Linked DNA regions of Homo sapiens: region 2 is linked to region 1. The links are chromatin loops, found by intact Hi-C in ENCODE. Cell type or tissue: IMR-90. All regions are shown on one strand.

What was found. A loop is a pair of places that touch in the nucleus more often than their neighbours do. Peaks named below come from ENCODE experiments on the same cell type or tissue, not always from the same donor. Only the 100,000 strongest peaks of a DNase experiment are listed, where the experiment ranks them.
Region 2: it touches region 1 in a loop (4-fold over the local background); 2 of 110 quality-filtered maps call a loop at or near these places.

What each region holds. Positions count from the first base shown.
Region 1 is chr1:216,739,534-216,747,533 of GRCh38, forward strand. LOC124904512 (a long non-coding RNA gene) reads right to left here. Exons shown (of 2, transcript XR_007066880.1): 2 at 4,710-4,978. It also overlaps a transcript of ESRRG not described here. Among named protein-coding and RNA genes, the nearest start is that of ESRRG, 20 kb to the left of the region's middle. RefSeq lists an enhancer at 693-1,260. In IMR-90, a CTCF peak has its summit at 3,307 (motif pointing left); no DNase peak of the experiment used is centred here.
Region 2 is chr1:216,218,193-216,226,192 of GRCh38, forward strand. The region is part of intron 14 of USH2A (usherin); the gene reads right to left. It overlaps USH2A-AS1 (USH2A antisense RNA 1), which reads left to right. Exons shown (of 4, transcript XR_922596.4): 3 at 7,195-7,302. Among named protein-coding and RNA genes, the nearest start is that of USH2A-AS1, 28 kb to the left of the region's middle. In IMR-90, a CTCF peak has its summit at 3,161 (motif pointing left); a DNase peak (open chromatin) is centred at 3,159; H3K4me3 peaks cover 541 bases; H3K27ac peaks cover 1,003 bases.

The DNA of each region.
Region 1 (8,000 bases):
GTTCTCAAAGGAAAATATCAGTATTATCCAGGAACTGTTAGTGTAAATTCTCGGCCCTGCCACCCCAGAGAAACCCTGGGGATAGGATTCAGCAATCTGTGCTTTATCAAGTCCTCCAGGTGATTCTGATGCATGTTCGAGTTTGAGACCCACTGGTCTAAGCTAAAAGATTTAGAAGAAATGAAAACCCAGCTCACTGCTAACTCCTTCTCAAAATCTATTTTGCTAATATGGCTCTCCTATATGTGCCATGGAACCCAAACTCTGATGCGCAAATGTTTCAAAACAGACCAAGACACCTCTCAACTGTTAAAATTCCCACCTCCGACCCCTCAGGAGAATGAAATTTGAGATGCAAAGACGTCTCTTTCCTACAGTTTATCCTGCCAGACTCCTTCATTCCTCACTCTGTTCCCTGCAGATTGTCTTGTAAATGTGGCCAGAGACACATCTTCAGTCCTGAGTCTGACTGCTGACCTCGGCTATGTTAGCCCCTTTGCTGCTGAAGAACAGCCCCTTGGATCACTGACTTGCTATTATTCTATGCTTAATAGCCCCGACCTGTGCAATATTTTTTATCTGGCTACAGTCCTATCTCTAAATTCTCTATTTTGAATGAATACCAATTTTGTGACATGAAGTCTTCTATATAATGAAATGCAAACAATGAAAAGGCTAAATCAGTTTACAAAAAATCTATTTGTCAAACAGTGTGGAGATGTTCCCAATTTAGTCTGGGCAGTTCATGCAGCTCTTGATAAGGGAGTTAAAAACCTAGCTGTTCACAGAATGAAAATAAAGGCATCTGCACCACAGACACATTTTCCTTTCAAAAGTCTTTGTTGTAACTTGTAGCTAATTAAATGCCCTTACACAAGAGGTGCACACACACACAGCAAAATCAGAGAATAATTTTACAAGAGAGCCCCAGAGAAGAGGAGAGCACAACACAAGCTTCCCACTACCATCTCTTATATTGCATTTACATTTCTATACAGCTTCATCAGCCTGACAAAAAAAGCACAAGGGGAGGCCTTTTTTGTTCAATTTTGGACGAGAGAGATTTCTAAGCCCTGCAAAGGAACGTGCTTAACATTAAAAAAAAAAAGAAGAAAGAAAGAAAAAAAGAAAGAAATTGTAACCCTGCCTTAGATGCTTGTGGAGAAATAATGCTTTCTACACACCTTTCTATATCACCGACAGAGGAACTAAAAAATTATCAAGAACTTAAAGTGTTCCATTTTTTTATTTGTAGTGTTTTCCTCACTCCTAGAGATTATTTGCAGGCAGAGGTGCCCCTGTATTAAGCTTGACATTTATTGGAGTGGCTTTGAATTTACCATGTCACATTTATCAAAATGGGATTATATATACATATTGACATTCTTTCATTTTTCCACCTTCTGAATTTAACTATTTCATTGGGCAGAATTTAAAGTGTTAATTCTCAGATAAATTTTTTAAAGTCATATACGAAATTGGTTCTCAAATATAACTGGCATTGAGTTATCACAGTCCCCCCTCTCTCTTCTTTCACGCCCCCGTCCCCATATGGGAAGACTGTCCAACATAATGGGATAGCATTGGATATAAAAACAGAACATTGTCTAAACAGAGGATTGAAAGCTCTTTGGGGTCAGGGTAATTTATATTATATTTATATTTATAATTTATATAATTTATATTATATAATTTATATTTATAATTTATATTATATAATTTATATTTATAATTTATATTATATAATTTATATTTGTAATTTATATTATATAGTTTATGTTTATAATTTATATTATAATTATTTCTTTATACCTGTTCACAATCCTGTGTCACTACATGTGTGGACCCCTCAGGCTAAAACACCAACCTCACAACCCCTTTCTAACACTCCCCCCCGCCCCTGCACACACCCCAAAATACCCCCCTACACATACACACACACACATATACCTCTTTTCCAGATGGAAACTCAGAAAGATCACCTCCTCTCGGGAGGCATCTCTTATCCTGCCATCCTTTAGCATTTTCATATCTGTATGTGATTTTACTTCTCTTATTAAACTGTAAGCTACTTGAAGGCAGAGACCCTGTCTCATCTCAGAATGCTTAGAACACAGCTTAGGGCCTGACAGACTGGATGTTATTGAACAGGCTGTTTAATGAATAAATGAATGAATGCAAGCCTAGCTGGGCAATTGCTGTCTAAGCTTTGAATTCTTACTATTATGAAACAGATGAATTCATGCAACCCTCTTGATGTCAAAAAATACCACACTTTCGTACATGGGTGCTTGGAATACACTTGTCAACTTCTAAGTCCTATTGGTTCTCACTCTAAATCATCTCTACATTCTCAAAGTTAAATTCCAACTGCCTGAATTTCCTCACTGGTGGTTTCATTGGTCTCTCTCCCTCTGTTTTTCTGCTTCTTTCTAATTCATTCTATATGCCATTCTCAAGTACTTTTACCCCACATTTTCCACTGTTACAGAACAAAATCAAGATTCTTTTAACCTGAAAATTCAAGTCTATTCATAACCTGACCCAAACCCTCTTTCCTGGCAAGTTTCCCACAAGTCTGCTTCACAGAGCCTGGGTATCACAGCCTTCACGTAACCTGAACACACCAAATGCATTCTTATTTCCAGGATTTTTGCCTCAGCTATTCCCACCATCTTATATTTAAAGGACATCCATTTGTAATGCTCTGTATACATGTGATATGTCTTTATAAAGTAGGTTAGAGCCTTGAAAAAGGGCATGGCCAATTTGACTTGAGAGAGGAGCAAAAGATGCAGATTTTCTGAGCTATGTCTCTAAAGACTGTTGGGGGAAGAAAAATTTGTGGTAAGTGAGCAACCTTTAAGATAAAAGAGAATAATGGAATCATGTTTCTCCAATAGAATGTAAGTTCCTTGAAGACAAGAACTACCTGGTTCATCTTTATATTCCCACTAGTACCCAGTAGAGTGCTTTGTATGCAACAACTGACTAGTAAATATTTCTTTAATGATTCTTTATCCATTTCTGTCCTAACTCCATCCGACCCTTTCATACAGTACCTTGCATATACTAGATACTCAATAAATGACAGCTAAATGAATGACTGATTTCTTAATCTTTCCATTCCTTGTTAAAATGCAAAAGTGGGAGAGGAACAGAGTAAGTAAAATTGCAGTTACTGAAAAAACAACTTCAGAAAATGAATCGTTATGAACACCAAATATGCTTATTTTGTTTACACACCAAAAGTAAACTGTACAAGAAAACAAGTAAAAATGTTGAATTCACATCGCCCTCTGGTGTTGGACTCTCCCAGACAATTAAAAAAACCCTCAAACTTAAGAGTTTAGGGAGATTTTACTTCAAAATAGGAGCATTCAACCTTCCCTGATCAAGGCAAAATGAGTGTAGCATTGAATGAGAGGTGCAGCATCTTTCAAATTTGCTTCAGTTGTTAAAGATGAAATTATTAACTCCAACAAAGTATGGAGCCTCTAGTATATTTGCTTAATGGAGTGAATTCCTCCTTCTGTCAAAGTCACTGTGTCTCACCATGATAGTCATTATTAGAGACCAATGGAATGAGGCTGCTAGCTGTACTACAGGTCCTCTGTATAAAAGGTGTGCTTTAAAATCTAAGACAATATGACTTTTCAACAATAGCATACAATGGAAATGTATTTATTTGCTAAGCCTGAGAAAAGCCATTGAGTAGAGAATGAAAGTTACAAAACAGGCACAGGCTATTCATTTGCTGTTAATGCTGGGACACTGTGCCAAGGCAGCTGAAATAAAACAATACACCCTCCTTGAGGTGACTCTTAGGATCATGGAGAGAACCCTGGAATAAATATCTCAGTGTGAAATTATTGTTCTGTCTATGGCATAGAATTCAGAAAGTCCCTTATATTAAAAAATATAAAAGTATTCCTCTTCAGGGTAATTTAATTTAGAGAGCTGGTTTAAATTTTCTGAAAACTAATAGCATGTTTTGAAGGCAGTCTTAGACCCAGAAACATAAATTAGAAAACACATTGTGCCATGATTCCTTTAGAGAGTTTTTCTAGCAAGCTGTTAGCCACTAAGTGCTCTCACCATTGCCATCATCTTCACTGTTGTCATCATCATCATCACCATTCATGGATAACACTCATCATCATCACTGTCACTGTCGTTGTGATCACAGTCATTGACATGATGGTCAGTGCTGCTAAGTATCACAGGTTTATGATGTGCTAGGACTGTGCTCAAAATTTTACATCATTTAGTTCATCTGAACCTCACAATCATCTCAGTAACATTCTAATTTTACTGATTAGGAAGCTGAGACTTCGTAACTTACTATAACTTCCATAGTAGGTAACTTGCAGAAATAATTCTAATCCTGCTTACGGAAACTTTTGCTCTTAATCATTATATTGACTGCCATTAGGTACCAGATTTTACTTGTGATTCCTCTGGACACGGTGCCACATGGAGTGTGATTCTGTTCATTTATCTGCTGTATTCCTCTTTTTATCTAAGTGATGAGCAGAAAGTTTTGCTAGGAGGGTTTTAAAGGGTTAAGTGCTTTAAGAGAACAAAGCCATAGAGTTCAGTCTTGGGTGGATAAGGAACCATGAGGGAGTAAGAAATACATTGTCCGTTAGAGTCTCTTCCTCTGTGCCTCTGAACAAACGGCAATAAAATAAAGAGCATGAAACTTCTGGGTGCTAAATCAATTTATTTATTTATACTATATTTGGCAAGCATTTATTACATTGTTGTTAGCACTGCACTAGGCGCTAAACAAAATATTTACACACAGGAGAAATGCAAGCCCATATTCTTGCCTTGGGAAGTAAACATCAACTGTACAACATTCATAGGGTAACTCATTCGATGTTTTAATCAACTCCATCCCATCTGAGTCTAGTACCACACACTTGAATATGTGCACACAGACATGCACACACACACACACACACACACACACCTCTGTACACACTCCTAAAAGCAAACGTCCAACGATGCCAAAAACACACAGATTTCAGGCAAAAACTTTCAAAATTTGTCCAACAATTAAAAATAACCTGATTTTAAGAAATGCACACACATAGGACTTATAGAGGTTATTTCTACATCTCACCATCTTTATTCCTGGCAATACATGCTGTGTTACCTATGAGTAGTCTCTTTTTGGCTACAAATGTGTCCCATCTTCCATCTGTTCTTCTAGCAATATTGCTGGCTTACTGCCATTGAAGCTACATCAGCCTTCATGATGTCGTCTGACTAGGTTTTCTCAAGTACCCGTTCATTTAGCTCTCCAGGTGAGGGCAGGCATATACATTTTTCTGTAGTTCTCTGAGCAGGGTTTAACTTTGGTTCCATATTAGCAAGTGTGTATGTTTCTGCTCTATTTACCAAAGTTTGCAAACTATTTCGATAGAGTAGAAAACAGAGTCTAAAGTTCCTCAAGAAATTGCTGGCTGAGCCATGAGAGAACTCAGCCCAGGGTCTCAATTTTTCTTTTATAATGGGATGTCGGTTAGAGGTGTGCCTATTAAAGACAATACTCCCTGGATTTTGCTATATTCTTTCACATTTTGCTTGTCTTTCATCCTTTTTTTGTTTTTTGTTTGTTTGTTTGTTTGTTTTTAAGTCGAGTCTCACTCTGTCACCCAGGCTGGAGTGCAGTGGCACAACCATGACACACTGCAGCCTCAAACTCCTGGGCTCCAGCGATCCTCTCACTTCCAGCCTCCTAAATAGTTGGGACAACAGGCACACACCATCATGCACACCTATGTGGTTTGTTTGTTTGTTTGTTTGTTTATTTCCCATCATTTTTTCCCAAAGACAGGGTCTTGCTATGTTGCCCAGGCTGATCTCCAACTACTGGCCTCAAGCGATCTTCCTGCCTCGGCCACTCAAGTTGCTGGGATTACAGGCATGAGCCACCATGCCCAATATGTTTTTGCTTCTTTCATTCACTTAAGTAACATTTTTCTCTATTGCAGACACTGTGCTATGCATAGGAGTTTTTACCCTCTTGAGTTGAAGGCTGAGGTTCCCCCTGCCCCCTCCTTTCCCTTTGTCCAGTCTCTCAATGCGTGTATTCAATGCAGGCTGGTTAGCCAATTGATTAGGAGGTTGGGTAAGTTTCCATGTCAGCTCTGTGTATTACTAGGAGTTTGTCCTTGAGAAAGTTACTTAACCTCTCTGTATTCAGTTTACTCATCTGTAAAAGACACACTCAATAAAGAATGGCTATTATCTTTAAATTGTATTATGGTGATGTATATTTATATTTCAGTCCTCATGTAGAAGGCAATTATCTATGTATCAAACTCATTCTGTAAATTGTAAAAAAGTATACAAATGTAATGTGGTGTTATTATTTAATACAGGGTTTAATATAGGCTTTAATGTAGAGTTTGTTTCAAAGAGAAGTGAAAAATATTTGTTGAACACCTACTATGTCTTAAGCTTTGTTCTGAGAGCTTTACTTACAGTATTTTGCTCAACCTCAAAAAAGTTCAATAATGTAAAAATAATAACAGCCTTCTTTTATTGTGCAATTATCTAACAATCTTAATAATGTAAAAAGTAGATATTATGGTGATAATGATTCTGATTTTATGAAGAAATAAAAAGAAGGAAATGAAGCTCAAACATTAACTTATCCAAGGAAACCTGGCTAGTAAGTGACAGAACCAGAATATGACCCCAGGACTATCTGCTGCCAGGGTCTGAACTCTTTCTGCTACAACACATGCTTTTCCTAGATGGAAGCAATGTATAATAGAGGAGGCCCAAGCTAGGCTGATGAAAAGAAAAATGATACCAAACTAATAAAATATTCATATTTACAGGCAAAATGCCCTCATTGGAAAAATATTAATTTAATATATATAGTGTTTTATATCCCAAATAGTATGACATCCACATAACCGTAAATAACAGAAGTTACCAAAGCTAACTTTTAAAAGAATTCTTTGCTTAAAGTTCTTAATTTTCGTAGTATTTTTGCTTGCCTAATGATAGAATGATGGTGTCAAATTTGAAAATGTAGGCAGATGTATTCATTTTTAAAGGTATCACTTGGAACGTCATACCATTTATTTAGATCCTATAGCTGATTAGTGACCTGTTTAAATAGATAAAACTGGTAAATGTTTGATGAAATAATAAACATGTGCACTGAATCTTCATCTCCTAACTTAAAGCTCTTACAGAGTTGTCAAATTCTAAATAAACAAAGACTGGTCCCTTTTTCCAAAAACTGTCTGTTCATCAGATAAATGAAGCATGTAAACCCACGTGCACACACTATTTTGCTTTACTTTGTGCTATACCTGTTTGCAAGGAATTGTAACCATTTTCCTTAAAACGGCCTTATTTAACTTAATTTTTTTCCTTCAATATATTCAAAAGACCTTAGATTATTATCAGTAATTATCAGTATGACTTAGCAAAGGAAACCTCATCAAAGAACTCATAAAACAGGCTTCATAGAATTTGTATTTTGTAGACTTGTTTTATTTTATTAATTTCTAGCACAAACATCTCACTTTAAAGCTTCCAAAAATGCTTGCACACCCCTAATCTGATTTTACCTATTTGTGAGATAAATGATGTTAGTTTTCCAGTTTTATTGATTATGAAACAAGGATTCTGAGACGTCATTTAAATTGCCTGGGATTCTATCAACCCATAAGTGGCAGAGACAAACTTGAGAGTAATTACCCGCATCCCACCAGGCTTCTTTCTGTCTTAGCCCTGTGTTTATTCTTCTGCCTCACTCTATGGCAATACCATATGATGGGAATAATGTCAGTGTTCATATACCTCTTTGTCTCACGTGCTAGGTCCTCACAATATCATTCATATGGCTCTGTTCCTCTGCACAGGTCCTTTATAGCATCACAAGGATATAATGATAGATTGGGTGAAATCCCTCTCCCCTACCCCTATGCCCAGCAACACAGCTTCTCTCTGATTTCTCTGGATAT
Region 2 (8,000 bases), 520 kb before region 1:
AAAAGATGCTAATGACATAAATATAGTAAGATAACTTTAGTGCAACTTAAATTTCTTGGACCCAAAGTTGCTTGTAAAAATACCAGTAGTGGCATTTTGCCATGATAGAAACTAAAACTTGTTTCTTCACAGTGAATTATTCAAACATGTAGCCTATGCCAATGGCACTAATTAGGATAAGCAACGTTGGTGCCATGAGGTATTAGAGAAGCAAAACAGCACATGTAAGAAGACCACTCACCATTTAAAAGGTACTCTCCTTGTGGTACGTTTAAAACAACATCAAATGGATTCACCTATATATTCTAATAAAGATGCTGAACGGATGGAGTTACTTTTCCCCACTGCCATTTTTACAGTGTGATCTCTTGGGTAATCATTCAACACCCTTAAAAAGGCTGATAAAAGCTAAGACTGCCAAATAAGCTGCAAATTTGTTTTATGGACTAATATCCCCTTGGGAATAAATAAAGTACAGTTTTTCTTGAAAACCACTGTACTGTAGTTTGCCGTTTTTATGGTCATGATAAAAGGACATTTTCCCCCTTCAAACAACTATATTAGGTCTTTTATCTATACACATTACATCAGAATTCCATTTCAAATAGATGTTTTGTTTAGGTTAAGTTTTAGAGCTGAAGAAAATTATGTATTATAATTAAAATGGAATTATAGATGCAAAAATACTTGATTTGCTCTTAATTTCTTTATAGGCTATTATGTAGAGTCTATTGTTTATAGGCTTTTAATATAATATTAGTGAGCATAAACAATAAGAGAAAAGCTTCTCTCAATGTATGTGTGTGTGTGTGTGTGTGTATATATGTATGTGTAACTGCACCACTCATGAATAAGTGTCTCTTGAGTATTTCAGTTTTTATTACCATTCACTCATGAGACAATCACACTTATTTTACATACAGTACATTTAGAGTAATAGCTTCCAATGTATAACATAATTCCGTTCCTTGATGTAGTTCTATTTTCTTCCAGCCAAAGCACGCAATGTTTTGAGCAATTAAATGTGTCTATTCTTGATTTTATAGTCTCTTATCCAAGCCATTGTTATAGTCAACTTATCTGACTTGTTATAATCACTTGACTTCAGTAAGAGAGAATTTTTCCTAAATGAAGTTCACAAGCGAAGACTTTTCTGAAAATTGTAGTTTGTTTTTACCCCAAAGGACACAGGGATAATTTTGTAATTAAGGATTAAGCAAAATGATTCCTTTAGATTTCTCAGCCACTCAAATATAATTTTAAACACTTCCAAGACTCTTTAGCAAATAAGCTACAAATTTGATGTCATTTTATAAGTTATCCCTCCTCAAGAGTACCTCCTAAATGAAATATATTTCACATTTATTAAAACAAAATTATACATAATAAAGGAAAAGACATTTTAAGCTTAGAAAGAGAAACACCAAACTAAGATGAATTGCAATATTGATTTTGCCAGGATAAATGGTTTTTGTAATATTAATATAAAGAAACCTTTATTACACTGACTCTCTTGGTACAGCCAGAGCTTCTCCCGCAATCTGTTTAAAATCTTCATTTTTCATCCTTATGGGAAAACCTCGCTTGCTAAATGGATTTCATAAAGAGTAATCTGTCAAGATTTATATAGATAAACAATTTGTGATGTTTATTGACCAGTTCATTATGGTAAACAAAACAGGAGTAAAGCATCACTAATCTCTGCCAGCACTTTGCTATGATAGTTCTCTTTGGACCCTTACATAACTCAGTATTTGCTGGTTACAATGGGAAAGAAGTTGGCCTCTGTCTCCTACATCACAAATTTCATATACCTTCCTTTCTTAGGAATTTCTTCCAGTTGTGGAAACAGTGAGAGAAATGGTTATCCTAATTATTACTGTTGAAACCTAACTATTAATGAAAGGAATATGTTTCAGTAATGCACATCATTGTCAGAAAATTCATCATCTGAGGGAGAACTGCTGTAGGAGGCCCAGAGATATATCCCAAGATATATAGGTCAATTTATTGACATTTCTCTTTGTACACCCCTCCTCTCTATGGGGCCTCAGCTCATGGGTACTATCAAATTGATTTAAATATTGATTGACATAAATAACATTCATTGAGGGCCAGCTATGTTCCAGGACTGGAATAAACATCAAGGATGTAGAGATGAATCTTATAGAATTGCCCCGGTCCTCAAGGAGCTCACAATCTCGTATGCAAGAAAAAACGGAAACAGCATTAATAAAGATGTATCCAGACTCTAAAGGTCCAGAAAAGGGGCAACTTAACTAGTCTGGTAGCAGAAGAAGGGATGGGAAGGGTAATTTTAAGTAGAAGTCTTGGAGGAGATGCTTGGGCTGAACGTTAAAAGATGAGTAGAAATAAGCCAGGGAAGTCGGGGAGGGGCAAAAATAGAGAAAAAAAAGAAAAAGCAGAAGAGGGTATGAAATTGCAAGCACCTCAGTACTCCTGGATGTAAATTCATAATGAGAAATGGTGATAGATAAACCTGGAAAGGTGAGCAGAAGTAAGATAATGCTACCTTGGGGCAGTGGCAAGGAGCAATGGAAATGAGTAGGATAGACCTGAGAAATGTTAAGTAAAATTGGTAGAATGGGAGGCCGAATTGAAAAGAGAAGGGAGGATAGGTATAAAGTTACTCCCGGTCTTCTAACTTGCTAATGGGGATGATGAAGACATCATTCAACATAAAGAACGAAGGAGAAAGAGATCTCCAATTGCTAAGGGATTTTAGATAAGGATTATTAATAAACAAAAGAGAATGAGACTTCAAGGCAAATTGGAGAAATTCGGCAGAGTTTTTTTGTTTGTTTTTGTCTTAGTTTTTTCCATCAGTCCCTAACACAAAGGCTAGCACACAGTAAGGATTCAGTAAATATTGTCGGATACAGGAATTAATAGTGAATAAAGCACCAGGGAAGCTTTAGACTTAGGATAGGACACCGGAGATTAATCCAAACATGGTTTGTAGCTCTAGTAACAAGTTAGCTCTTTTGAGCCCCTTTTTATTGGCTTAACTCTGTCCCCCTGGCTAACCTCACTCCCAGGGAATGGACAGTTTTCTTTAAGAGCTGGTATCTGTTCAGATTCTCTTAAACCAGTGTTCTCAGTTCACAGAATTCGGTGAGTGCTACAGTGCCCTCTAGAGGAGTTTGGTTTTCCCCGATTAACAGAGGAGCTGTGGTTTCATTGAGCTTCTTAGTTTCGCTTTAGTTACAGACTACTAACAGCATCTGAATTCTCTTGGAGATGGAATCAGAATTATAGGAGAGGGATTTGAGGCTTGGGCATCCACGCTGTGTGAACTGAAAGCCATATTTACATGGCTTATTGAACAAGGAAATACGAGTGCCTCATCTGAAAGGGAGACGTTAACAGTGTGCAACCCCACCCTCTTTGGTGAATTTCCCAGGCACAAATAGAGAAACTCATAAAAGCTGGACCAGGGGCAGTGACTCCCTTGCATCCATGCAATAGTGACAGCTAAGTCCAGGCAGCTTGCTCAGCAAGGTTCTGATCTGAGAACACTGTCTCTTTCTCCTTTGTTGACACTCCACATATTTATGCAAATAACTAAATAACTTTCAGATATGATAGCAGAATCAAATTTTTAAAGTGCTCACAGATAGAAGAGAGATTTCACTTATTCTCTATGGTCTCAGAAGGCATAAATAAGACTAGGCAAGAAAGTCAAAAGACTGCAACTTTTTGGTCAATATAAATAATATATTTCTATTTGTTGAAGAATTACAGCTGTTTGAAATAAACATGAGCTACTTCATGAGACAGTGAGCTCCTTTTAGTTCCATGTTTTGGAGCAGAAGCTGAATGGCCATTCACCAGTTTTTCTGAAAAGGTGATTTACGCAGAGAAATGTATAGGGTAGAGTTTAACCAAAATTACTTTTAAGGTTCTTTCCCAGTCTATAAAGTTATGATTCTATTATGCTTAGTGAGACTAATTTGTCCAAGGTGACAGTAAATCTAGTTACAAGGTCAGCAATCTTTATCTATAAAGGATGAGATAGTAAATATTTTAGGCTTTGCAGGCCATATGAGCTCTATTGTAACTCAACTCTGCTGCTGTAGCAGGAAAGCAACCACAGAAAATATGTAAAGAATTAACATTGGTGTGCTCTAATAAAACTCTATTTACATAAACATGTGGCTGACCCCCAGGCTATAGATTGCTGAACTCTGGTAGAGCAGGTCATATTATGCCCACGCCAACAATATCCAAGTTCTAATCCTCCAAACTTGTGAATGTTACCTTACTTGGTAAAAGGAATTTTGCAGATGTGGTTAAGGATTTTGAGATGGGGAGATTATCCTGGATTATCCAAGAATGCCCAATGTAATCTACGGTCCTTATAAAGGAAGGCAGGAGGGTAAGAGTCAGAGAGAAAACATGTAAGGACATAAGCAGAGGTCCAAGGAAACACTGCTCTGCTGGCTTTGAAAATGAAGGAAGGAGCCATGAGCTAAAGAATGTACGATGGGTGCGGTGGCTCACGCCTGTAATCCCAGCACTTTGGGAGGCCAAGGCGGGCAGATCACCTGAGGTTGGGAGTTTGAAACCAGCCTGACCAACATGGAGAAACCCTGTCTCTATTAAAAATACAAAATTAGCTGGGGGTGGTGCTGCATGCTTGTAATCACAGCTACTCGGGAGGCTGAGGCAGGAGAATCATTTGAACCCAGGAGGCGGAGGTTGTGGTGAGCCGAGATTGCACCATTGCACTCCAGCCTGGGCAACAAGAGCAAAACTCCATCTCAGAAAAAAAAAAAAAAAAAAAGATTGTAGGTTGCCTCTAAAAGCTGGGAAAATCAAGGAAATGTTTTTTTTTTTCCTAGAATCTCCATAAGAAACACAGGCCTGATTTTAGCCTAGTGAAACTCATTTAGAGCCTCTGATTTCCAGAACTATAAGATAATAAAAATTCATGTTGTTTTAAGCCACTGAGTTTGAGATAATTTATTCCACCAATAATAGGAAGCTACTGTATCTGGTCTAGTGGAAAAGACAAAACTGAAACCTGGATATCCTGATGTCCAGTTGCATGTTATTCCTATTACATCACGTTGAATAAATGCTACTAATATATAAAAACTGATACTTCTTATCAGATCATATATCATCTATACTAAGAGAGAATATATAGTTTGGCAGCCATAGGAGATTGCAAAAATCACAACTCTTCACCTTTCCCTCTGTGCAGGTCCTTTGCAGCTAACTGTATAATTAGTTCTACTCATCAAAAGGAGAGTCTGTTTATTCCCCACCACTTCCAAACATGGTTAAGCCTCGTGCCTTGCTTTGGCCAGTAGAATAAGGTAAAAGTAACATCCTGACGGTTCGGGCCTCAAGTGTCTTTGCATGCTTCTGCTTTCTTTCTTGGAAATCTGCCACTGCCTTGTGAGAAAGCCCTGCCTTGGCTGCCAGATGATGACAGGCTTGTGGCCCATTTACCCTGTCACCCCAGATGACAGCCAGCTGTCTGACAAAGAGTCACTGAGGAGAGGGAATCTATGAGGCACACTCCCTAATTTTTCCATTATCACACCATAAAAGGAAATCAGTTGACAAGGAAGTTATCTGCTTTCATCTGAAGTCATTGACCTGGTTCTCAGAGAAAAGACCAATTGAGATCAATCGGATAAAGGCCTGTGAAAAGATTACTGGACCAAATCTATAACCTAGTGCTGAAATGTAGAACATTTGCAGTAAAACCAAAAATAATCTGGGCATAGAAGAACTTCCCTGTATTTTATGCTCCAGAAGTCTGAGCCTTTATTCTCCCTAACCAGCCTTGGTGTCCTACCCTCTATGGACAACTTCAGTGTGTGTCAGCTAGTAAATGGGACAAATAGTGATACCACTAACTCCTTAAGGCTTAAAACAAGGTAACATAGAATATAGAGAGGGTATATCATTAGGGAAGAAACTTTTGGGGGTTGTGATGTGTGGTTGTTATGTAAGAAAACTGTGGGGTACCAGATGAACTGGAGCAGTCCTGGGGGCTATGGGGGAGAGTAGTCATAGTCACAGGTCAACTTGAGGACAGTGCCAGTAAGTGCAGGGTGTCAAATATGGGTCTCCACTACCAACTGAGATGAATTAAATATGGCCCATTTTTGTCTCATTGTTTTTGGGTTAGACAAACACTATATACTTTTTTGCATTATTGATTTTTCAGTGGGCAGATTTTTTTTGCTTCATTGTTTTCGATACTGATTAAATCATGTTTGCTTTATGTGTCAGAGGTAAATGGAGTAATGTTTGCACTAGGATCAGCTTTTTAAAATACATGCCCCCTTTTTCTGGTCAGTAACTTTTGAAGAATAAACCACTTAGATGGAAACAGGCAAATGATTTTCCAGCTTGGTCACAAAAAGTCATTGTTGTGTTGCCTGGATTTTTGTTGTTGGTTGTGTAGTTTAGGGCCGAGGTCTATTTTATTTTATTTATTTTGCCCTTGGGAATACAAAAAACTGTGTAGCAAATAAACCAAGAGAAAACAATATAGCAAACCTTGCTATATCCAACAAATAGAGCATGAAGAAGGTAAGGAATATGTGAACCAGGCAGATAAGGAAGTGAGGTTATTTTCCAAGTTGATGAAGAAATAATATGATACTTGTATCTTCCCCTTTCATAATAATAAGTTACTTATAATCTACTGTATATTTTGAAAATTAATGTTTTAATTTCCATTTGTTATAATTGGAATGTAATTTTTATAAATGTAAACATTTCTATTTGTAATAACCTACCACAGTGCCTAGATTTCAAAGTAGATTCAAATGATTTTGAATCTACTTTGTTTTCAAAAACATTGTTTTAACATTAGGACATAGCTGTTTTCCTATACTGCATATCTGTATATATTTACATTACATGTGAATTTTTTCCTTTAAAAAACAAAAATTTCTTATACTTGATGGAATCCCATATATCTTAGTCAATTGTTACACATTTTCAATATAGCCAATGTTGGTGTATATACAATAACAACCAGAAGTCAAAAAAAGATTCAAGAACGGTATCATTCAAAAGAGGAATGGAAAAACATTAAAAAGAACCCACTTTTATCTCTTTTCAATGTTGAACAAAAGTCCAAACTCAAGCAATTCTCATTGTCACATTTTAAAATATCCTTCTCCATGCCCTTCTGTGCTACAGGATTTCCTGTGTAATGATTATCAATGTTGAAGTGAAAAGAGACAGCTGAATTCATCAGTGGGATAGGAGGGTCAAGTCAAGTTACCAGCATTCCACACGACTGATTTAGTAAGAGACAAATCCTGCTGATCTCCTTGGGTCCCATATGGCCATGGGAAGCTTTATTCTTTCTATTCTTTTTAGAGAAGCTGCATTATATACAGTAGCTCTTGCTTTCCATAGCACTTTCCAGCAGTAGCCTGTAGACTCATTCTACTCAACAACAGAGCCAATTCTGCCAAACCTGAGAAGAATCTAAGCCCCACTCAAACTTGGGAAGTTTGGACTTGAATAATTATTTGAAGTTTTACGTCTTTTTCACCAAGATGATGATAGCATGAGATGGCATAAGACTTATTTTTATTTGGGTGGAGATGAGGAAGTAATGGTTAGTTCTGTGCTGACTATATTAAAAATGAAATGCACGAGGGACTTGCAAGCGTAAAACTCAGAGAGACAGCTGGCTACAGGCCTAGAGTGCGTGGCAGGCATCTGAATGGGTGATCATGTGTTTGAAAGCCATTAACATGTATGTAGTGGTTGAAATCAGGGACACAGTTGTGGAAATTGAAAGGACATATTAAAAAGGAGTAGCCAAAAAAAGAGTTAGAAAACAAATAAGAGAAGTAGAATCTTGGAAACCAAAGGAAGAGGTAATTTTAAGAAATAAATGGGAACAATGAAATGACCAGCACATTGAGAAACCATAAGTCATGAGAAGCAATCATAAATCAGTTTTATTTTTGTCTTTCACTGACCCTTTAAAC